3 separate regions of the Mus musculus genome follow, and regions 1 and 3 are each linked to region 2. The links are chromatin loops, found by intact Hi-C in ENCODE. Cell type or tissue: heart. All regions are shown on one strand.

Region 1 (8,000 bases), 200 kb before region 2:
GCGGTGGCCCTGAGCACCCTGGGGGAGCCCCCGTGATCGTGGGTCTTAGGAGATGCTTTGGGAGTGACAGTGGAGACTCAGGCACACTGTCCCCTCCCAGGGCTCAGCGCTCCCAGCCCACACCAGCCAGCCAACATTCTATTTATCATGTTCTTTTCCTGGATTGTTTCATTTTCAGATCCTCACAGCTCACTCGATAGGATCTCTTTTATTAGCCACAGTTCACAGGTGGATCTCTCTCTCTCTCTCTCTCTCTCTTTCTTGGCTTTGGATTTTTAAAAACTTTTTATTGATTCCTTGTGAGGTTCACGACATGTACCCTGCTCAGTCCTGCTCATCTCCCTGTCCCCTCATATCTACCCTTCGCCCTTGCAATCTTCTCCCACTGCGTGTGCACACACACACTCATTGTGGAATCTATAGTGCCCCACAGTATATCCCTCTGTTCTCACGTCTTCCCTTGTGAATGTTCAATACAATGAGTCATTGGTCTGGTTCGAGGTCTCTGGCTTCTGTGACATCATCAATACTGTATCCTCCCTGCGACTCCTCCCAGTTTTCCTGTTGTTGCCCTGGGTCATGGAGATCCTGCAGCCCTGGATCAGCAGGACCGGCCCCATCACAAATCCCAACCATTTGCAGATGATACAGATTTGGGGTAGGCCAACTTAGAGCCCTGGATTTGGGTCTGGATGGCAGACCAGCTCTCCCTTATCTGCACACCGGGACAAGCTGTCCAGCACTGCTCCAGCTAGGCCACCTCGTGCCTCCGTCTGCAGGAGGCAGGATCAGCTCTTTTGCTCTCATGCCCTTGGAACCAGATCAGACATGCCCACATCTCCAAAGCCAGCTCCACTGTGCTGTCCCGTCAAGGTGCAGGGGCTCACTCTCCCAAGTGCTGCAGCCTGGGAGGGGCTGGGCCAGTTCTCCTGCTCTCACACCCCCAGGGCTAGCTCAGCCAATGCCTTCACCATAGAACCAGCTCCACTGTGTTGCCTAGGCAAAGTGCAGGACTCACTCTCCTGAGTGCTATAGCCAGTGAGGGGACAGGGCTAGCTAGCTCTCTCAACTCTTATGACCCAGGACGAGCTCTCTGGACTACTGCAGGTGAAGCGGGGAGGGCATCACCCCACCACCACCACCACACCACACCACTACAAGGCTGATGAGTGGTGGGGCCAGCTCTCCCACACTCTCACCCCCTGGGCTAGCTCATCTGAGCCCCCTCCACCAGAGCCAGATCTATTGTGCTGGTCAGGTGAGGTGCAGGGCTCCATCTCATGAGTGCTGCAGCAGGCAAGAGGTAGGGCCAGCTTACATACTCTCATGATCCCGGGGCCAGTTATATCAACTGCTGCAGGTAGTGAGGGGGTGAGTGAGTGGAGGACATCTACCTCACGGCAGATGAGTGGCAGGGCTAGCTCTCTCTTGCTCTGTCCTCAGGGCTAGCTGTCCCTCTCTGTCTAGGGACAGCATTACTCTGCTGCCCAGGCAAGGTGCACAGCCTTCTCTTCTGAGTAATGAAACCAGCAGTGGGCAGAGGTAGCACAGGTGGATTGTCTAATCTGCAGATTAAGGGATTTTCTGGTTGCTCAGTGTTGTGATGTGAGAGCCAGGCTTTCCAATTCTCATTTGACTCCAGATTCCAATCTGAGCCACTGTGGCGTACCACCTCTAGTGTTCTAGAAACCTCTGGAGTTTTGCAGGTGACGTTAACTTGGAACATCTGAGTTTCACGTTGAGATGCAGTGATGCTCAGCTGGTGTGGGGAGGTGCTTACAGGTTGTGACAAAGCAGGAGAACCCACAACCCACTGGTCTGTCACTAGAGTCTGACTTGTCTGTCCTGCTTGGTAAGCTGTATTTTCTTCTGTGTTTCTCTGCCAGGGGTCACCCAGGGTAAATTATTTTATATTATTCTGTTTCTTTTATTAATCAATTTGACACTTCCTTCGTCTGTGGATGCCACCAGAATAACCGTTTTTCTTTTTTTTTTTTCTTTTTCATTTCAAATATTATCATTTTTTTAAGATTTATTTATTATTATATGTAAGTACACTGTAGCTGTCTTCAGACACACCAGAAGAGGGAGTCAGATCTTGTTACAGATGGTTGTGAGCCACCATGTGGTTGCTGGGATTTGAACTCTGGACCTTCGGAAGAGCAGTCGGGTGCTCTTACCCACTGAGCCATCTCACCAGCCCATAACCGTTTTTCTATGCAGGGTTTCTCTGTGTATCCCTGGCTGATCCGTAGACCAGGCTGGTCTCAAACCCAGAGATCCTCCTGCTTCAGTCTCCTTAGTGCTAGGAATTAAAGGTGCATTCCACCACTGCTTGATTTAGAATAACTTTTCAATAAATAGGTCTCACATACACACAGGCGCGCATGTGCACACACACGAACACACACATGAACACACACCCGAACACACACACACACACACACACACACACACACACACACACACAATTTCCTCCTTTCTTTACTCTTCTACTGCATCAAACTGTTTCCCTGGTCCTCCAAATCTTGAGCCTCTGCTACCCAGCAGTCACTTCTCCCAGGCTGCTTCTCTGGTCTCTTCTTTGAGGTTTTCCCATCGTGTGTGTGGGTCATGTGTGGGTCTTGGAGCTACCCTCTGGTCTCTCTGCCTTCTGCTGCCCATCTCGTCACCAGGCAACCCTGTCTCCTGAGAAGGTCTAGGAGACACTTCTTCTGCAGTTAGCTGCTCTTTGCGATTCTTCCCTCAGAGCTTGGAGTCAGAGGCTCCTGTGCACACAGACATGGGGAGGAGAGAAGAGGAGCAGAGCCTTGGCAGTGCTGGCAGAGGGCCCAGGTTGGATGGGTTTGTTAGACGTTGCCACACTGGCAAGGAGATGATGCCCATCCTGGAGATGAGGCCTCACACGCCGCATCCTCAGCTGGGCCTCTAGAGATGGCCAATCCTGGAACCGACTCCGTCTGACCTAGGATTGAACAAGGTGCAATAAAGACTCAAAATACCAAGCAGAGCATTTGCAAAAACGTCAATCAGGAGCACTTTGGGGAGCCGGAGGTTGAAGCCATGGCTTTGAGAAGCAGGAGTCAGTCTTGCATTACCTCTTTTTCTGTATCAATGTGGCCCTGATCAGAGACAGGCTACTCTACAGTTCAGTGCCTTTGTGCATTCGGAAGGTTTTCCCTCCATGGCTGACACTGCTGCCTGTAGGGAAACTTGACCTTCAGATGCAATGGCCAAGAGAGGCTCTTGTTAGATAACAACTTGTTTTATTCTTGTGGTGGCCTTGGCCTGGGGTCCCCAAGGCCTTCCAGATTCAGCTGAGTTATCAATGATACCTCTGGTTCTTAAAAAATATGTTTTAAATTTATTCTTTGATAATTATATATATGCAATATATATGTTATAAAATATATGCAATTTATCTTGACCATAAATTTATCTAACTGCTGCTGCCGCCGCTGCCCCACTACTGGCTCTTGTGCCTGAGGTTGCTACCTGGCTGGGCGTGGAAGCTGCAGACAGCCTCCTACGTGAGCCTATATTGGCTGATGGTCCAGCTGCTCCTGTTCCCACACCACTCCAGTCCAGTCGCTTGTCAGAAGTTGAGTATCTGTACAGCTGGAGGTGTTCCCAGATGGCCACGTTTTGCATATTCACATCAACGTATCCCCAGGGACCCCACTGCAGGGAATCTTGGTGTATGGCTTGTCCCCTCTCCTCTGTCACATTCTGTCCCCATGAACCTTGCTGGGCCTTTGTATTATGTGCAAACCCATGGCTGTTCTTCACCCATGCCATCTTTGTAGGAATGAGGAAAAAGGTGGGTTCCTTGGGAAGATAGCTCTGGGTGTGATAGCTCACGGAACTGAAAGCGACTTTTGTTAAAGAAAAATATATGGCTGTGTGGTGTTTGCTGATTGAAGACAGTTCTTCCATAGAGTGGGCTAAAAGAACCTTAAGGCCACTGCCTTGTAGTTGCACATTTTGGACAATAGGGGTCACTGTAGGAATTGTTAATTCAAGAAACCTCGTGGGGATTTAAATCTCTAAAGCATACTAGTTACTTCAATTTGCAGCCGGGTTGACTGGTGATCAGGACGTCTAGTCACTTTGGGTTGTCAATGTTTTCCTGTTTCACTTGTTGACCCAGTAGGTCTGTGGTTAGCTCTAGCCCCAGTGGCAGGTTTCTGAAGGGAATCCGGGGTTGTAAACATCTAAGAGGAGGAAGTTGCAGTCCACGCTCCCTGTACACGATATCAGCATTTGCAAATGGACAGGAAGTCTGCCCAGCTCCCATGTGTCTGAGGAGCTGGGACCCTTGTCAATAATAGACATTCACTCAGGACTTCATCTGCCCCTCATAACTATAAACACTAATACCCGTCTTGTGGGTTTAACTATTGTGAGCAGATCAATTGTGTTTATAAAATAAAATCAAGAAGCATAAAAGTATAAATACATATCACTGTAGTTAGGACTTGTGTGCATCCAGCTTTATAACTGTATTCATCTAAATATCTTAATGAAGTCTTTAAAAAAACCAAATTTTTATTATATTGTGTACAGGTGGGCACGCACATGCCACAGAATATATATGGAAGCCAGAAGACAACTTTATGGACGCCAGTTTTCTCTTTTTATTTTTATGTGGGTTCTTGGGATCAAATTCAAGTCAGCAGGCTTGTGTGGTGTTAAAAATCAGACTGAAGGGGCTGGAGAGATGGCTCAGCGGCTAAGGGCATTTGCTGTTCTTCCAGAGGACCTGATTTCAGTTCTGGCTCCATGGGATCTAACGACACCCCTCTGACCTCTGCAGGTACCAACATGCATGTACACAGATACACATACCTACACATAAATTGTAGTAGGAGAACAGCCCGAGGCCTACATGAACGGGGTATTTCTGGAAGGCAGGCTGGGGCTGAAAGAGAGAGAGACTAGACGGTGAGAAAAGAATGAAGCCAAGACAAATGTTTCTCTGATCAAGGCCCAGCCTGCCTTCCAGAAATACTCAGTTCATGTAGGTCACGGGCTGGCCTCCTACTACAGATTGGCTCCCGAACCAGGGGCCTGGAAACGGCGGGAAAACACTGAGGGACCGCTGTCTTGTGTGGAGCTCCAAGAGAAGGGAAGAAAAAGAAGATCGTATTGGGCACAGTGAGCAACAGGTATTTATGCTAGCGCTGGTTTTAAACTTCATTTTTTAAAGTGTTGCTGGAGGTGCGATAGGATACTGGCTAAGTTGGAACAGTGCTGACCCGGCACTGATTCCACTTAGGGTTTGGCAGCGAAACATGTGTGGGACTAAAAACTTTGAATCAGGCAGTTGTCTGTAGTCAAGGACTGCATCAGGGGAGAGGAATGGGGTTTAAAATAATAAAATAAAATAAAATAAAATAAAATAAAATAAAATAAAGGAAATTGGATTTTGAAACTCTCCCAGAGACAGAGAGAAATCGGGGGACACCCTGTGTTATTCTCTCTGGTCCCTACAGCAGAAGTTCTCTGCCCTCTTTGTGTTGTCTAATGTCTGGTGCACCAATCCGTTCATGTGTCAATTCATGTGTGCTTTGTTTCGTTGTCTGAATGACTGAATGTTCTGTGTTTCATGTTGGAAGATAAAAATGGCTAAGACTTTATCTGCTGGTTCAGCAAAGCCCGAGAGTGGCCCACACTTTAGCCAAGAATCAAGCACAGCAGGGGAGCCAAAGCCACCTTGTCATCTCTCATTCTCAACAAATCTGGACGGTAGCGGATGTGAAGGAGCTGAGACAAGTTGAGCAGTTCTCTGGTGGGCAGGTACAGTTAGAACCCCACGAGGGGAAGCAGCCATGATTTTAATTTCTCCCTAATAGTCATTATCTATAACACCTGGATAAATCTGCAGACCTTTTACAATAGAACCGCTTCGTCCTAAAAGAAAACCACAAGTTTCTGCAGGTAGAAGTCCAAAAACTCCTGTAGGCAGAGTTTGAACTCCCATTTCTGGAGTTAATACTGTGTGGGTGGTAGAACAGAGGTCCAATCCTGCATTTCCTGGGGTTCCCCTGACAAGTTCAAAAACAGATTTCTTTGGCTGGGCAGCAGCTTCATGGCCACTATCTGGGAAGGTTACAGTCTGGGTAGGAGGTGGAGCCTTGCTGGAAGGAATCAGTCAGTCATAGGAGCAGGTTTTGTGTTTAGAGCCTTGCTCCACTTTGAATTTGCTTTTCTGTGCCCCATGCTTGCACTTGAAGATGTCCTCTCTCTATTTCCTGTTGCTTGCTGTCATCGTTCCTCTGCCATTTGTTCTGCCATGGGTGGCGGTACTCACCTTAAACCCCAGCTCCTTCCACAACCAAATGCCGAAAATAAACTCGTTCATCCACAAGTTGCCTTTTGGTCATGGTATTTGATTATAGCAACAAAAAGTAACTAATTCAAGAAGCTCCCCTTTGAAACCTTTCTCAAGAAAGAGAAAGTGGGGCTGGAGAGATGGCTCAGAAGTTAAGAGTACTGGCTGCTCTTCCAGTGGTCCTGAGTTCAATTTCCAGCAACCACATGGTGGCTCACAACCATCTGTAATGAGATCTGATGCCCTCTTATGGTGTATGCAGACAGGGCACTCACATATATTAAATAAATAAATACATCTTAAGAAGAAGGATGAGGAGGAGAAGAAAAAGAGTAAGACAACAACAGGAGGACTAGAGAGGAGAGAGAGAGACAGAGTAAGAGATAAAAATGCCTTATTTTAGAATTTTCCCTAGGGTTGAAGAGTACAGCCATAAATCAAACCTGTTTCAAGGTGGCAGGTGTGTGTGTGTGTGTGTGTGTGTGTGTGTGTGTACAGGGGATACCGAGTTGTTTGTTTAGAGTGAGGGATACAGAATGTCTGCCTATGCAGTGGCTGAGGAGGCCTGGCCTCACTTCTGAGACAAAGAGGAGGGAGCTACAGGGTCTGTGGTCTGATGTCTCCAGCCTTTTTGTTGTTTCTATAAAAAAGAAATAGAGGAATGGCTTTATAGGAAAAGGAAAGTAGAGAAGGGACCAAGGGAACCTGGTCACTGAATTCAAGTCTCTGGCTTCCTCAAGTTGACTATTGAGGTGTAGTAGGGTCGTGGGGGGGGGGTGCTTCTTTTGTAGCTGTTAAGTCAGGCAAGGCTCTAAACACAAAACCTGCTCCTATGACTGACTGATTCCTTCCAGCAAGGCTCCACCTCCTACCCAGACTGTAACCTTCCCAGATACTGCCACGGAGTGCAGGAGACAAGTATTCAAATACATGAGCCTACCGGGACCATTTTCAATCTAGCCACCACACCTCCCCTCTTTTCCGTGGTCTTTGAGGCAGAGGTTGGTACCAGGATTTATGAAGTGGGGAAATATTGTCCATATAAATGCTGAATGGCAACCTGGGTAAATCGAATCAGCAAGCAGAATAGAGCAGGGCTCACAGGTGGAAGACTCAAAAAGTAATTCCAGGAAGAACCACAAGTGTAGATCAGGGATTCTATGACAAGCTTTGATATTATTTTTGGATTGAATTTGTTAAGAAGGAGGGATGAGGTAAATAGAAGTGTTAATGACAACGTGATCACTTTGCTTTTGTTTCTGAGGAGCATCCTCACCGTGTGGCCCTGGCTGGTCTGGAACCCACAGAGTTCTGTTTGCCTCTCTTCCCACATGTTGGGGTTTAAGGTGAGGTTAACCTGTGTAGGTTAGCGGAGGGGATGGGGAGAGCATCAGTGGGCCAAGAGGATGCTTCACTTTTTTATTGCTGTGATAAAACACCCCGATCGGAGTAGCTTTAGGAAGAAAGCTTTTATTTTTTACTTACAATTCTTGAGTGGGTAGAACCAATATGCCCTGAAAGGCAGTCTGGAATTAGGGTGGTGGGAGACAATGGGGGTGGGGGGAACTACAACACAGGAGGTAGGGCTGGGTTATAAAACCTCAAAGCTGTTGGGCAGTGGTGGTACATGACTTTAATTCCATCACTCTGGAGGCAGAGGCACATG
Region 2 (8,000 bases):
CTCTCACCATGTGGATCATGGGGCGGCATGTCTGGGCCTCCCCTCCTTGTCCCAACAAACAACTCCCAAGGGGGCCTCTCCTGCTTCTCAGGGCTCCTTGTGCCAGCTCTCGCCTGCATAGGGGATGCTTGAGTTCAGCATTCCCTGGACTCCCTCACCCTGAGGGCCTTGGAGCTTAGTTGTCCTCAGAAGCCTGGACCTTGGACTGTGATTCAAGGCAGACATCTCAGGAGGCCTAGCAGAGGAGGTTGGTTAAAGGCCACTTCCGGGAAGAAAATGTTCTTGGTGATCCCTGGGTGGGAAAATGTCCATGAGGTGAAAAGGGGATTTCCATAAAAGGGCTAGCACTCAGTTTTGAAAATCTAAATAGAAAAAAAAAAAAGGCCACATGAATGTGAGTTTTATTCAGTGTCTGTTCTAAGACATGGGCCCATCTCAATGCTCCGCATCAGCCCTTTGAAATAGATTCAGAGAGTTTCGTCTCAGTTTACAAATGAACAAACAGAGGAGGTACAGACTTGTCCCAGTCCCATCCAGTGAACAGCTGGAGCACACTGAGACCCTAAGCAATGGGCCTGCTTGGGGACGAGTCCCTGGGAGAGGTAACAAGATTACCCCAAGATCTGTGAGAGGGGGGTTTGGTTTATTCTTTTCTGTATTTTCACCCTTTTCCAAAGGTATTTTTAGAAAATGCTTTCCTCCCATCCCACCCCACACAAAACAAATCAATTGTGTGTGTGTGTGTGTGTGTGTGTGTGTGTGTGTGTGTGTGTGTGTGTGTGTGCAGTCTCCACAGAGAAGCCTAGGTTTCCCAGGTTCTTTGGTTCCTTCACAGTTCCGATCTCATTTTTATGCAGAACAATATGTGCTCTGCAGCCCCAGCTGCTGCTGAAGCCCTCATTAAAAGAAACTGGCGCTCTAGAGCTGCGCTCAGTTGGAGCCTCCCCACTCCCACCCCACCCCACCCCAACCCTACCCTGACTGGCTTCAATTCTTCGAGTTTGAGGTTCATTGTGGTTGAAAGGGCTGATGTAGGTCACGCTCTGGAGCAGAAGAAAGGGACTTCACAAATCCTCCCCAAAGGTGACCTCAGAAGTTCTGCCTGCTGCTCCCGCTCTGTGGAGCAGATCCCCTCACCCTCTGAGCCTCTCCTCCAGGCGATCTCTCCCCAGCTCCCTCAGCAACCCAGCAAACAGGCAGGCTGCAATGCCCTGGAGCAGTCCTCACCGTCGTCCTCCCTGGGAGGCCTGGGTAAAGAGGCAAACTGCAGCTCCCCCTCATGAAGAGTCTGCCTCCCGTATGAGCAAGGAATTTTGGGTCTAGATTTTACCACTCCCCAGGGGTTTGGATGAGAATGTAGTGTCTCACCTCAAACTTTTCCTCAGAATTAACCAGAGCCGAGTTATGAGCTGAGCTCTGAAAAGTGCTCTGACCACTCAGTCTCCTGGATGCGTCTCCTGGGGTATTCTGGCACCACAGACATATGGTTGCTTGCTCTGTGATATTATGTTCTGAAATTCAACGGTGGTAGAGCAAGGAGCCCTGGCTGCCCAACTTGATTCTTAGTGGCTTCTGTATCTAAGTGGCGCCTGCAGACCGCCTTGCAGGGGCCCTCGGCCGTTCTCCTGTATAGGAGGCAGCCATGGCGCCCAGCCAGAATGGCATGATCCTGAAACCCCACTTCCACAAGGATTGGCAGCAGCGAGTGGACACTTGGTTCAACCAGCGGGTGCGCAAGATCCGCAGGCGCAAGGCCCGGCAGACGAAAGCGCGTCGCATCGCCCCTCGCCCCGCGTCTGGCCCCATCAGGCCCATCGTGAGGTGCCCTACAGTGAGATACCACACCAAGGTCCGGGCTGGCAGGGGCTTCAGCCTGGAGGAGCTCAGGGTGGCTGGCATCCACAAGAAAATGGCTCGCACCATCAGCATCTCTGTAGACCCGAGGAGGCGAAACACGTCCACGGAGTCACTGCAGGCCAACGTGCAGCGCCTGAAGGAGTACCGCTCCAAGCTCATCCTGTTCCCCAGGAAGCCTTCTGCTCCGAAGAAGGGAGACAGTTCTGCTGAAGAACTTAAGCTGACAGGACCCGTGATGCCCATCCGGAATGTGTACAAAAAGGAAAAGGCCAGAGTTATCACAGAAGAAGAGAAGAACTTTAAGGCTTTTGCCAGTCTCCGAATGGCCCGTACCCAATGCCCGACTCTTTGGCATCCGAGCAAAAAGGGCGAAGGGAGCTGCAGAGCAAGATGTTGAAAAGAAAAAATAATTCCATGTTGGAGAGTTGCAATAAATTTTCCATAAAGAAAAAAAAAAAAAAGAATAGGTATGATAAGCGTGGCTTGTGGCTGTTCCTTCATAGCCTGCTGTTATAGGCCTCAGAAAAGAACCCAGAACCCAGGCCATTGAAAGCCCTGCTCCATGAGCCCTGTGCAGGATTCCCAGACAAGGCCTGATGGAAGATAACAGCCGTGGAACACGTCTCTTAGGGTGTGCTTGGATCCAGAGCCCTGCAGGTCTCTGGGGTTTGTCACTCTTGAGGCTGACAATCCTAGGGCTTGAATGGGCAGCTGTGACACCCTGAGTGGAGCCCAGCTTCTGGCAGAGTCATGGCCTTGGGGACTCAAAGCAGATTGTGCTGGCCCATCAGTTTTTACTAAATGTGGCCATCTGGGCTCGAAAGCACCTTAGGGCGAGCACTGCTCTTCTCTTTCTGACTCCCTACAGCACTCTCTCAGATAGGGTGCTCACAGATAGCAAAGGTGGGCCCCTTTGAACTCTCAGAGCCTGTGTCCTCGTCTACAAAATGCTGACAGGCACAGCTACTATTTACAGAATATGTGACCTGTGGCCTAGCTAGGCTCTGTATTTAAACTTGTCACACACCTACACAGCGCTGGTCCTTTAAGGTACTTTAGACCCCAGGCAAGCCCTAACGCATAGAACCTTGGTTATTTGCAGAGATGTGCGAGCTCCCTCTGCTGGCTAGTAGGTGAATTGTAGCGAAGGAAGGCGAGGTGAAGGTAGAACCACTGGCTGTCAGCAGGAGGTGCCAGCTCACCCTGTTAATAGTACAGACGAGGAAACTAAGACCAAGGCCAGCCACCTCACTGAACGGCCTCTTTCAAGACTGCCTGTGTGGATCTGGGGTTTAGGAGCTCCCATATGCAGAGAGGGGAGCCATGCGGTTCAGTTTGAGCCTTCCCAAGCCCCATGCAGAGCCCATCCTACCCATCCCCTCTGGCACTGCCAGGTAGAGCTGCAGGAACCAGTAGCGTGGGGCACAGGTACAGGGAGGCTGCTAAGCTGTCCCTTCCTCCTGCTAGCAAGCTGGACTTTGAGGGAAGATCTGAGGGCTTTGTGGGGTCAGCAATGCTGGACTGTGGAGTCTGTCTGGAGAACATCACTCCTTGGAAGCAGACACTAGAGAGCTGGTGTCTCTCAGCCTATGTGCTGTTCAGGTACGGGTAGGAACTGCATCATCTTCTAAGGCCTGCTGGGATATGCTCCTGTGACTGGTAATGACACTGTTGTGTCTAGGACCAAGAGGACTTCAGAGGGGAATGCTATCAGGCTCAGAAGATTCTGGAAACTTTGTAAATTCCCCCTGTGTATCACTCATGGCAGCTACTCTTTCCTGAATATCCCTCGGCTTGGAGCTGTGATGTATTTGATAGACATTGTATTTTATTGTCAATGCCTGCTATAAGTATATAGGAGGTATATTAGGTGTATATCTCGAATCTGAGTCTTGAAGAATTAAAACAGCCATTCTCAACCCCCCCCCCCCCCGCGCCCTTGGAGGTCAAAGGACCCCTTCACAGGGGTCGCCTAAGACCACTGGAAACTAGGCACTTACATTACGATTCATAACTATAGCAAACTTGAGGAGGGGGGGGGGGCACCAGGGAGTGCGATGAAACTAAGTGTTCAAGGAGATAAACAGATTAAAGAAAAGCTGATGCAAATGTAATAAAGGGAGCGGTGACGCCAGGGAAAGACTCCACCCAGCTTAAGCTTCCAGCTTGGGAAAAGAAATTTTAAAAAAATTTAGGGCCAGGTGTTGTGGCACACACCTTTAATCCCAGCACTTGGGAGGGGGCAGGGGGGTCTGGAGAGAGTGTTCCAGGACAGCCAAGCTCAGTGAGTGAAGGAAACCACCCAAATCAGGAAGCTGATGGAAATATATTTGAACAAGGAGGCCATGTTCCAGTCCCAGCAAGCAGCAGAACTTGGCAGCTTCAGCCACATGGTTCTGGACTCTCCCTCCGAGACTGAGCCACTGAGTTCAGATGTGTACCAGGGATGTCCCTGCATGGAGACCCAGAGAAGCCTCTGCGTAAAGCTATGATGGTGAAGCCTGGATACCTTGGAGACGCCAAGATGTTGGAGATGCCAGAGTTGTGGATACCTGCCAAGGAGAGCTGCTAACAGGGAGTGGAACCAGCCCAAGCCAGAGAAGTGTGTTGCAGTCAACAAAGCTGAAAGGGTTTGGAGATCTGAAGAGCGAGCGCTTTGACATTAGACATGGAGATGCAGAGTTTAGAGTTTACCCAGCTGCTTTCCGTCTTGTTTTGGTCCAGGGTCTCCTCACTGTGCCCTCTTCCCTCCCCTTGGGAGTCGTAATGTGTATTCTGTGTACTGTACTTAATCTGCTCTAGCTTTGCCTTTATAGGAGATTACAGTTAAGAGATTGTCATGAGACTCAGAAGAGACTTTGGACTTTTAAACAGTATCGACTCTGTTCTAGACTGTGGCACCTGAGTGCATTTTTGCATTCTGATAGGGCTACTAGCCTTTGGGAGGTCGGGGAGTGCCCCTATATAGGTGTGGCCCTGTTGGAGAAAGCTTGTCACTAGGGGTGGGCTTTGAGCTTCCAAATGCTCAAGCCCGGCCTAGTCTCTCCCCTCCTCCCCCCTCCCTCCCTCCACTTCTCTCTGTGTGTATGTGTCTGTATTTCTCTGTGTTTCTGACTCTATCTGTGTGTGTGTGCATCTGTGTTGCTCTGTGTCTCTGTGTGCCTCTTTTTCTCTCTGTCTCTCTGTCTCTGTCTCTCTCCTCTCTGTGTCTGTATCTCTCTGTTTCTGACTCTGTATGTGTGTATCTGTCTGTCTCTGTTGCTCTATGTCTCTGTGTGCCTTTCTTTCTCTCTGTCTCTCTCTGTCTCTGTGTCTCTGTCTCTCTTTCGGCTGTTTGCAGATCTGGATATAGAACTTTCAGCTCCTCTCTAACACCATGTCTGCCTACATGCCACCATGCTTCCTGACACAATGACAGTGAACTAAACCTCTGAACTGTAACTTAGTCCCAATTAAATGCTTTTTTTTATAAGAGTTGCCATGGTCACAGAGTCTCTCCACAGCACCAGAACTTTGACTAAGAGATCTGCTTTAAAAATATTTTTTAAAGCTGGGCAGTGGTGGCACACGCCTTTAGTCCCAGCACTGGGGGTGGGGGGGCAGAAGCAGGTGGCTCTTTGTCAGTTCAAGGCTAGCCTGATCTACAGAGCTAGTTCCAGGACAGCCAGAGCTACACAAAGAAACCTTGTCTCAAATGCATATAGAGAGAAGGTGAGAAGGCTACATGCCTGAGGATTTACCCCTGACTCTCCTTGACAGCCAGTAACTATTGCAAGGTCAAGAGGTCTGGGAATGATCAGAAACCTGCCTGACAGTCATGCCACCTCTTTTGGAAGGACTCTACCAGGCTGCACAATGAAGCCACTCAGGGGCCAGTGGGGGTGGAGCTAGAAATGGAAAAAGCTGGAATATGCTTTCCTTTCACGACTAGACTAGGTCCTACAGGAACATGCTCAAACCCTGAGCCTGTGTGTACACCCTCCAGTGCAACTGGCTTTCAGTATAGCTGAGAAGAGGCAAAACTTGAACCAGTCCTCACCATGGAGGACCATGGAGGACACTGTTAGTGGAGATCTAGCTCATACAGCCTAGGGTCAAATTTCATGGATCAGCATGTGAAGGAGGAGTGATTGCTTGGAAAGGGACATTGGACCTAGGTCCAATTTATCCAGGCCAGAGAGTTTAAACTCCATCCAAAAGGTCAAAATGAGAGCTGTAAGACAAAGTGCTGGGGCTGGGTGGGTTAACTTACAGAAAGCAGCTTCCATCATCAGAGAAAGGGTAGTTCCCAGGAGTGGCCAGCAGAGGGCAGCTCAAACTCACATTTCCTTATCCCCAACTGTGTTCAACACACATCTAATGTCCTATGAGAGGCCTGGCTCGTTTGAGAGTGAAGAAAAGGACCAGTTGGCAAAGGAAACAGGCCAGCTGTGCACAGCTGGAGAAGAGAGACACTGGCCATTTATGGCCAGCTGAAGTGAGATCAGGTGATATACCACACATAGCCTGCTTCCTTCCCAGCTGTGCCTTTGGTATCCTTAGCCACTCTTTCTCAGTAAGGGACCCTCAGAATCCCATCGGGGTCTGAGTTTAGCTTCTGGGGACTGACTGCCAGTCTCTTTGGAATTAAACCAAACAGAAGAATTCATGTAGCAGAGGAGAAAGAAATGCAGGGCCATTGATCTTTCCTTCCCTAAGAAGGCCGAGGGACTTGTCAGGACGAGGGGAAGGTGTTCTATCTATCCTGTGGGCATTTCACAGGTGCTTAGCCAGCCAGTTCTGTGTTAGAGGCAGAAAGGCAGAATGCTAGGTAAGTATTCAACCAACACAACTCCTGCCCAGACCCTTCGGTCCACAGACTGGGCAGCTTTTGACCCTGCTGATAAGGGCGGAAGGTGATGCTGACCTCCTCTGGGCAGGGAGGTAGAGGTTTTACAGAGGATCTGACATAGGAGGGAAGCCTTGGAATGTGAACAGCGTTTTACCAGCTGAAGAACAACCCTGACAGGACCCGCATGAGCAGAGGCACCAGGCTGACTCTGCCTGCAGAGAACACTGACCATCGAGTCAGTGAATAGGGTTAGAGGTGCTTTTAAATAACCTTTGGGCCGCTGGCCAATATGAGTTCTCCTTCTCAGACCACCTTGTGTTATCACCACCTCCACTTCACAGATGACCAGTCCGAGGGTCAGAGAAGTAAAGTGTCCTAGTCAGGAACCCAGGAGCCTAGCAAGGAGCTGACTGATGTCCCTGTTCTGGCTCACGTGACCCCCATGGCACTTCTACCAGTCTGAAGTCAGGGGTATATGGGATGCGCACGGAGAACAAAAATGGAGGTCTTTCTGTCCTGAGGGGGGTCTCCATTTTGGGCTTCTCCCTCTCTGCTGGAGCCATAAGATCTTCTGGCTAGAAGCGCATCCTCTCACAGCCACCCATACACATATTTCTCTTTTCACTTTCCTTTACCTTTACAGAGGATTTCTTGTGAATTGTGCTCTCACGGGCCAGAGTTTGGGTCCCCCTACTCCACCCCAGGCTCTGTCAGTAGAGGGATGTCCTCCATCAGATTGGCCTTGTAGGCAAGTTCTGGGGCGTTTTGTTAATTCATGTTTAATATGTGGGAGGGAGGTTCCATCCCACTATGGGCAATGGCATCTCCTAGGCAGGTGGTCCTAAGCTACATAAAAAGCAAGCTGAGCAAGCCATGAGCCACAGAGAACAAGCCAGTAATCAGTTCTCCTCCAGAAGTTCCTGCCTCTGTGGTTGCTTGAGTTCCTGTTCTGACTTCCTCTGCTGATGGATTCTAATCTGTAAGCCCAAATAAACAAAACCTTTCCTTTCCAAGTTGCTTTAGATCAAAGCCTTCATCACAGCAAAAGAAAGCAAACTAACACAGCCTCCTTCCCCAGGAGCTGTGTCTGCCTGTTTGTTGTTTGTCGGTCCATCTGTCCACCTGCCTTTCTGTCTATCTAGAATGGAGGTGCTGAGAGGACACAGCCCTGAATGACCTCTTGTCTAGGCTTGTTCTTCTGGGGCTTCCCACCCCTCAGAACACCTTCTGGCCCCTCAATTGTGAGCCTAGCCCTTACATGCTAAACCATCTCTCCATCTGCCCCTTCTGGGGTTTGATGTAGCGTGCGCGC
Region 3 (8,000 bases), 150 kb before region 2:
GACACCCACAGAGCCAGTCTGACTGGGCCCCTATTCCACTAACTAGCAGTGTGAAAAGAAAGAAGTTGCTTAAGCCTTCTGCGCCTCAGGTTCCCTCCTGACCAGGGAACATGGTCGGACAGATTTTGAAGGGTTCTTGAGTGGGTGTCCATGTCTGCACTGTGATATCTAGTGTGTTCAAAGCACCCTGCAGAGGGTCTAGTTCCTGCCTTGGATTCCAGCTGTCCCATTTGGTCACGTACCCCTCTCCTTTCTTCCTCATGGGTGACTCTACCATGCTCTGGATGAATGATTTTTATTATTTATTTATTTATTTTTACCAAGTTACAGTATACTATGTGTATATGTAGTTACACATGTGTAGTGTGTAGTGGGGATTTAGGCTCAGAATAAGTAAGTTACAGACATGCTCTCTGTGCCGCCGCCCATGTCTGATCTGTGTAGTTGCTGACAACTGGTGTAACGTGTACATTTTAGGCAGGTTTGTAATTTTGTACAGCCAGTTTCTGGAAAACAGTGCTTGGGAAAACATCGCTAGTATGCATTATTACTTCACTCATTTCTTAATTTTTAAAAACCATATCTTGTTGTATTTATTAGATGCAGTCGGTTAAAACTATGCATCTATGGAAAAAATGTATCCTCAATTTTGAAATCATTTGTTCAGATTTATAGTTGCTTTATTCTGTCTCCTGATGTGTACTAACTTGGAATCTTCCCATGTTGAATAAGGTCTTCTGTCCCAGGCTGGACTTAAAGTTGCTGTGAGGCTGAAGATGACCTTGATGGTTCTTCTGTTCCAGCCCCAGCCTCCTGAGTGTTAAGGTTACAGGTGAGCGCCACCAGCCTTGTTAATGATGTTCTTGGGATTGACTGCAAGGCTTTATGAATGCCTAGCAAGCTCTCTGCCACTTGGGCCATTTCTCCAGTCTCGGGAATTTTCTCTCTCTCTCTCTCTCTCTCTCTCTCTCTCTCTCTCTCTCTCTCTCTCTCTCTCTTGGTTTTTCGAGACAAGGTTTCTCTGTGTAGCCCTGGCTGTCCTGGAACTCACTTTGTAGACCAGGCTGGCCTCGAACTCAGAAATCCGCTTGCCTCTGCCTCCCGAGTGCTGGGATTAAAGGTGTGTACCACCACCCTGATCGCTGGCCGGTCCGAGTCGCCCTGTGACTGCTCTGTTTACCTCTAGACCTGAGTGCAAAGATGGTGGCAGCAGGGCTAAGGACCTGGCATTCCCTTCCCAGGCTGGTGGCAGGTGAGTGTGGTCCGGAGCTAAGTGAGGTAGGCCAGGCTCTTCCAACCTCATCTGATGGCTTCTGGCCACAGCAAGTGTTGGGTGGTGATGGGCAACAGGGGAGTTGAGGAGGGGAAAGCAGTACCCCTTGATAAAGGTGGGGACACGGGAAGCCCCGAATTCCTCACCCATGGCCAATTTCAGAGGGAGGGGAGGGTTACAATCTAAGCTTTGGCCAAGGGTGGGAGTGGAAGAGTGGGGACCATGGCTTGGATGGGGCATCACTTAAGACTGAAGAAAGCAGGGGTGCAGCCAAAGCGCCCCAAGCCCAGCAGTAGTCAGTCCCACAACTGCTACTTGAAGCCTTCCCATCTATTCTAAGGGCCACCACACAGCCGTGGCAGAGGGCGGGGAGGGCAAAGGCAGACTCAGGCCAAGGGCCAGCAGCAGGTGATTGTGTGACGTGTCTGTTCACAGTTGTGTTAGCTGTGCCCACCGCTCCCACAGGAAACCGATTTCAACACCTTCTTGATCCCAGACGTTCAACCAGGCAGACAGCGGTTACACTTGACAGTTGATGTTACACAGCACAACTTAGGTATTTCAAATGGACGAGAAGTTAGTATCAGAACAGTGCCTCAGGATGAAGGCTGAGTGGAGCTTCCTCTCCAGTACTTTGAGGTCTACAGATGTATCTAGAAAATTCACTACTGTGGAAAATGAAGACTTGGGTTGGATGGGGAGGGGAGGCCGGGGCCTTGGTGACTAATTGCTGTAACGCTGTCCTTCCGGTGGCTGTGGCAGCTTCATGTTCTCTTTTGGCATCATCAGGCGCCGCAGTTCCTGCAGGATGACTTTGATGCTGTGGGAGTTCTGCCACTTTGCCAGCACTGCCGTGGCTCTCGGATCCACCACTCCATTCGAACTGCTCACGCCGCTCATATTGACTCTTGTTACAAATTTTACAGACAGGGGTGCCTCTGGGTACTTAGGCCCACACTCTATCTTAAGGCTGTATATTCGGTTTTCATAGATTGTTCGTGGAGGCCCAATTATCATGCCTGTCCATCTTGTAAGTGTCATGCCCTCGTCGTCCTCCAGACCCCAGCTAACTGTGCCATCGCCTACTCCTTTCTGTCCTTCTTCCAATTCTTCTAACAGTCAGAAATTTTGAGGGACTTTTACTCCCGAGCCTGTGGTGGCTGACATCTTGCGCCGCTGTCACTCGAAGGCCGGCCCCTTCTTCACCCCCACCCCGAGTTTTAAAATTTTTAAAGCCATTATTTATAGAATTCTGTGGTTTTGCATGGACCATGTTGAATGTCACCCATTGGCCTGGAAGAAATTACGGAATCCATCTCAGATGTCACTCTATAGGTTATAAGCCAAATTTCCTCCAGCACATTTAGATTTTTTTCCTGTACAGTGTCCTTTTAAGACACTAGGGCTGGCTGCACTGTGAACTTGTGACAGTGCACAGAGACACCCAGAGGATCAGTGACCAACGCTGGGATTAAATTCTCCAAGACAGCACTGGCTGTGACTCCTAGCTTCAGATCTCTCCACGTCTCCAGTCCCCACAGTTCCCTGCTGCCTTTCAGGGACCTTTCTCATTCAAAGGGACAATGATCTCGGACTCTGGGGACCCTGCATTGAGAACTTGCTGTCCTAGCCCTTATCCCTGTCTGCAGATAGATTCTGTCCTCTGAAGGGCTCCAGGGCTCTGGCTCCCTTCCCAGGCCCTCTGAGTCCTTGTCCTAGACAGTATGGATTCCTTCTGCTTTCTTCCACTCCTCCTTCTCTACTTCCCACAGTGTGTGACAATCTGCTGAAGTGCCTCATTCATACTTGCAAAATATGTCCCTGTAGTTCCCACCAAACTGCTGCTAAAGCCCCAGTGACATGGTCACTTTTCGTGCATCCTCACCAAGACCTGCAGAACATGTGGTTTCTTTAATGTCCTAGGATGAGATGGCCTCTGCTTGCCCCCTGCAACCTCACTGCACAGCTCCTATGTGGGTGACATGATATGTTGCCTTCATACCCCGTAGTCCCAGTAAAGGATGATTTAATCCCAAAATGTACGTCCTGCAGAGCAACAGCCTTGGCCTTTGACTTGTAAACTCATTTTAGTCTCCCCTTCCATCAAGCCTCTTGGTTGTCTGCAAAAAAGAAAGTAAACAGGTAGGACAGTGTTCTTGGGAGGACATTGACCTTGTGAAGGTAATACTACAGGGCATATACTACTTGTGAAGGATATACTACTATATATCTCAGGGTAACCTGAAAGGTCATTTGAGCCACCCTGTCATATACAAACGCATGTCCGGAGCCTGGGCCAGGTCCTGCATTTAGGGACAGCTGAGGGTCTTGCTTTGGGCTCCCATGTGTACAGCATCCTGGTATCCCTTGAAAGCAAACTTCTTGGGTCACATGCTCTCCCTCTCTATGGCACAACCCAGCGTGGGCTCTTTTTCTCCCTTGTGCTCTGCTGGGTTTTGTCAGCTGACTGTTGTCCACAGCTGTGGCTTCCCTCAAACTTCCGGCCCCTCTGTGGTTGGTACTTGAATTTAGATTCATAAACACGGCCAAAATACAGATTAGTTTTTTAATAACTGATAACAGTTCTCAAACCCCCTAAAGGAAAATACGGAGCCCTGTTTATCTCTGCCTTGGGGTTGTTTCCATGTCACCGACTGTTCCTGTAACTTGAGGCTGTGTGCGCAAAAATCCGGTACCTGTCAGACTGACAGAGTTCTTTCCATGACGATAAGTGCTACATTAAACTCTCAGGTCGGGGGCTCTCGCCTTTTTGTCTTTAAGCTGAGAGTTGAGCCTCCCCAATGACAGATTCCCACAGTCTGGGTGTGAAAACCGAGCTCTGCAAAAGAAAGGAAGGCGGGAGAACACCCACCCAATGTTCTTTCGCTGTCTGGCCAGACTCCAGGCAAAGTGCTAGCTAGTCTAGGGAGCATCCAGCAGGCGGCGATGGCGGCAGTCGCTAAGAGGGTTTCGGGGGAAGCAGGAGAGCAGATTCTGTTTCAGCGTGTGCAAAACAGAATCCCGGGACAGAGGCCGCTAAGGATCTTAACCCCGCCTCTCCCGGAGAGGGTGTGGCCTCTGCCTTCCGCTTTAGGGTCTGCTGCTCTGGTTACAGACCTAGGAAGGGGAGTGCCTAATTGGGATTGGTGCAGGGTTGGGAGGGACCCGCTGTTTTGTCCTGCCCACGTTTCTCTAGTAGTCTGTATAAAGTCACAACTCCAAACACACAGGTCAGTCCTGCTGAAGCCAGTTTGAGAAGACCACAGCACCAGCACCATGCCTATGATACTGGGATACTGGAACGTCCGCGGAGTGAGAGAGGGGTCCACTTGGAGGGTGGGACTGGGATGTGAAGCAGAAAGTTCTTAAGAGCAGGAGCCCTTCCTACAGCGGGTACTCTTCAGCTCTCACTGGAATCTCCTGCCTGTAGCTCTCAGCGCTCAGTTTACGCACTTGGGTGGCTGTGTGTGTGTGCGTGCGCGCGCGCGTATGTGTGTGGTGTGCACATGCACGTGCGGGGTGACGGCGTTTGTGCAGTGTGGGAGGTCTCAACGGGTGAAGATGAAGTCATACAAAGAAGTCCCCACAATGTCTGACCTCTGTCTCTTCTGGTCATCTCTCCCAGCTGACACACCCGATCCGCATGCTCCTGGAATACACAGACTCAAGCTATGATGAGAAGAGATACACCATGGGTGACGGTAATGCCACCTTCCTGGTCAGACACCTGCTTCCCTCTTACCTATCAAACTATGCCTAGATTTCCCGTTATTTAGCCCTGCTGGTCTCCCTCTAGCTAAAGATAGAGGCTGCTGCTTCCAGAAACCTCTTTGAGAGTGCAGTTTGATTTTCCAATATAGATCATGGAGAATGGAGTTCCTTGGTCCATTTGTATTTATAATTCGACAGAATTCACTACTGGGGTCTTATTGGGTCCAGGCTGCCTTTATTATCAGTTGTTATTCAGACCCTTCTCCACATTGGAAAGTAACTCTCTGTAACAGGTTGCAGAGGCCCTGCCTTAGGGGTTCTTGCTACTGGTCGATAATCTGTAGAAGGGTGGGACAGTGGGGTAATGCCTTTTCACATCTTCTTGTTTACAGCTCCCGACTTTGACAGAAGCCAGTGGCTGAATGAGAAGTTCAAGCTGGGCCTGGACTTTCCCAATGTAGGTGCAGGGGAGGAGAGGTTTGGGGAAGACACGGTGATCTCACCTCATCTCCTGGCCTGGCTGAGGGTTTAGGATCAGTGTTTCTGCTCTCCTGCTCCATCCCTGCTGGCTGCACAGTGTTCTGTGATGGGCTGTGCCCCAGCTCTCTCATTCAGTGCACACTGTGCCCATGGAGGGCTTCCCATGGCAGGCACACTGTCAGGCCCTGTGTCTTCTCTCACCCAGAGAAAGGATTCAGGTACCCCATATCCCATCTGACCCTCCCTGCTTGTCCATCCAGCTGCCTTACTTGATCGATGGATCACACAAGATCACCCAGAGCAATGCCATCCTGCGCTACCTTGCCCGAAAGCACCACCTGGGTGAGTGGGGCTGGCCACAGGGTGGGAGATGGGGGATAATCTCCTCGGCTTGGCAAGGTTGGGATGCCTAGTGTACTGTGTGTGCTGCAGATGGAGAGACAGAGGAGGAGAGGATCCGTGCAGACATTGTGGAGAACCAGGTCATGGACACCCGCATGCAGCTCATCATGCTCTGTTACAACCCTGACTTTGTGAGTGGCCAGTGGGTGCGGCAGACAGGGTTCACAGCAGGAGTTAAAGTCTCACGTTCAGATCTGTAGCATCCTCCTTTGGTAATGATTCTCTAAGCTTTCTGATCTTACCAGCAGGATGACCCTTGTCACCCCTGAGATCTATCACATCAACACAGTGAAACTATCCCTGCTGGTCTTAGGATATGGTTAAGGTTCTGCTGGTGGACAGTTGATCTAAGTTATTCAGTACAGCTGTAAATCTCTGCTAAATCTGTCCATTGGTCTCTTCCAATGTGCCGTCTTACCCAGTGTTTATACCAAAAGCCCCCAGGATGAAATTAGGGGATGTGGAGTAAAAGTGCTTGCTACATAACATGAAGGCTTCAATATGAACTCTTAGCACCCTATAACACCCCCCCACACACACACACACCCAGTGTGGCAGCCTGGTCTTATAAATATAGTGCTCTGGGAGGAGAGGAGGGCTTCTTGGGTTTTGCTGACCACTGAGGCTAGTTGTTCTTTGAGCTCTAGATTTACTAAGAAACCCTGTCTCAGAAATAAGGTGCACAGTGATTGAGAAAGACACTTGGCATCAACATTGGACCCCCATGCACCAACAGGCACCAGTATACTCCCTAAGTGATAAGGAAGCAGATGTCTGACCAGGAAGGTGGCATTACCATCGCCCATGGTGTATCTCTTCTCCTCATAGCTTGAGTCTGTGTATTCCAGACTCAAGTAAGTAAATAAGTTATGTCTACACTGGTCTCACACATCTACCCAGTTCTTTCCCCACAGGTCTGTCTTAGGTACCAATAGAAAAGCAGGACATCTTCCTAGTAGCCAGCTCAGGGTCAGCCAGAGGAACTTTGAGTCCTTTTCCTTTCGGTATTAATCACTGATTAAAACTGAAGCACATCCTTCAAATATCTGATCTGTTCTCCTGCTCCCCGGTGGATCCAGTATAACTGTCTTCTCCTGGTGTCTCTGTGCCCTTTGTTTCTGTAGTTCCGCTGGGTCTCTGAGGCCAAAGCATGCTAGATACTCAGGAGGTTCTGGGTGTGACTCACAGCACCTGGTTTGGACTTCAGTGGTGACAGATTTCAGAGACAGTGTGAAATTTCTGCCAGGCTGTCCATCACCTCTGGCATGAATTCTGTCATTAGTAAAATCGTGACCTGTTAAATGGACTCCTAGACTAGGACCTGGCCCTTTCTTGGAAAGGTGGCTGTTCCATTGCCAAACCCTTTGCTGGGGAGCCTGAGTCTAAAGGTGGTGACAGCCAGCTGTTCTCTGCCTCAGGAGAAGCAGAAGCCAGAGTTCTTGAAGACCATCCCTGAGAAAATGAAGCTCTACTCTGAGTTCCTGGGCAAGAGGCCATGGTTTGCAGGGGACAAGGTAAAGGGAGGGGTGGGGAGGAGGGGTTGCCATCCTTCCCTGGTGTCAGATTCCAGAGCGCTCACCCTTGGCTTCCTGCAGGTCACCTATGTGGATTTCCTTGCTTATGACATTCTTGACCAGTACCGTATGTTTGAGCCCAAGTGCCTGGACGCCTTCCCAAACCTGAGGGACTTCCTGGCCCGCTTCGAGGTGATGCCCTGATCCTGCTTCCCCTTGGGTTGTCTTCTTTCTCGGGTCCATGATGCTTTCTAGTCCCAAGACTAGGAAAATAACCAGGATTTTCTGAGCTTCTGTAAAGAAGCATATTGGGCAATATTTATCCCTTCAAAATTCCAAAAGATTGATGCGATTCTGAGTCCCATTGGACAGATAAGGAGCCTGGTACTACAGAGGGTACTCATGTGCCCAAGGTCTCTGCACCTGCAGCTGCACTGGGATCTGGGGCAGCATTCAGTGACTGCCCCTGCCTTGGGTCAAAAGAAAAAGCTTCAGGCCCTTGCACAACCTCATTCTCCTGTTTGGGATCCCTGGCAAGGCTGTGCATGTTGATAGTGTGTGGGTCTTGGCATTAGGGGAGTGAAAGAGGCAGAGCTAATGTAACATAGCCAGATGGAAGA

The links. Hi-C counts contacts between places; a loop is a spot of excess contacts. Peaks named below come from ENCODE experiments on the same cell type or tissue, not always from the same donor. Only the 100,000 strongest peaks of a DNase experiment are listed, where the experiment ranks them.
Region 1: a loop joins it to region 2, with 9 times the contacts of the local background. A loop is called at or near these places in 18 of 42 quality-filtered maps.
Region 3: a loop joins it to region 2, with 7 times the contacts of the local background. A loop is called at or near these places in 7 of 42 quality-filtered maps.

Annotation. Positions count from the first base shown.
Region 1 is chr3:108,057,688-108,065,687 of GRCm38, reverse strand. No RefSeq gene overlaps it. Among named protein-coding and RNA genes, the nearest start is that of Gstm4, 17 kb to the right of the region's middle. In heart, a CTCF peak has its summit at 3,964; no DNase peak of the experiment used is centred here; H3K4me3 peaks cover 268 bases; H3K27me3 peaks cover 491 bases.
Region 2 is chr3:107,862,286-107,870,285 of GRCm38, reverse strand. It overlaps the pseudogene Gm5075. Among named protein-coding and RNA genes, the nearest start is that of Eps8l3, 11 kb to the left of the region's middle. In heart, a CTCF peak has its summit at 6,153 (motif pointing right); DNase peaks (open chromatin) are centred at 195, 3,015, 6,255, 7,568 and 2 weaker places; H3K27ac peaks cover 303 bases; H3K27me3 peaks cover 850 bases.
Region 3 is chr3:108,014,325-108,022,324 of GRCm38, reverse strand. It overlaps Gstm1 (glutathione S-transferase, mu 1), which reads left to right and starts at 4,352. Exons shown (of 8, transcript NM_010358.5): 1 at 4,352-4,585; 2 at 4,899-4,974; 3 at 5,377-5,441; 4 at 5,725-5,806; 5 at 5,897-5,997; 6 at 7,285-7,380; 7 at 7,462-7,572. The coding sequence starts at 4,550. It also overlaps the pseudogene Gm12502. In heart, a CTCF peak has its summit at 4,213; DNase peaks (open chromatin) are centred at 2,934, 3,624, 4,304, 7,904 and 3 weaker places; H3K4me3 peaks cover 1,673 bases; H3K27ac peaks cover 1,593 bases; H3K27me3 peaks cover 200 bases.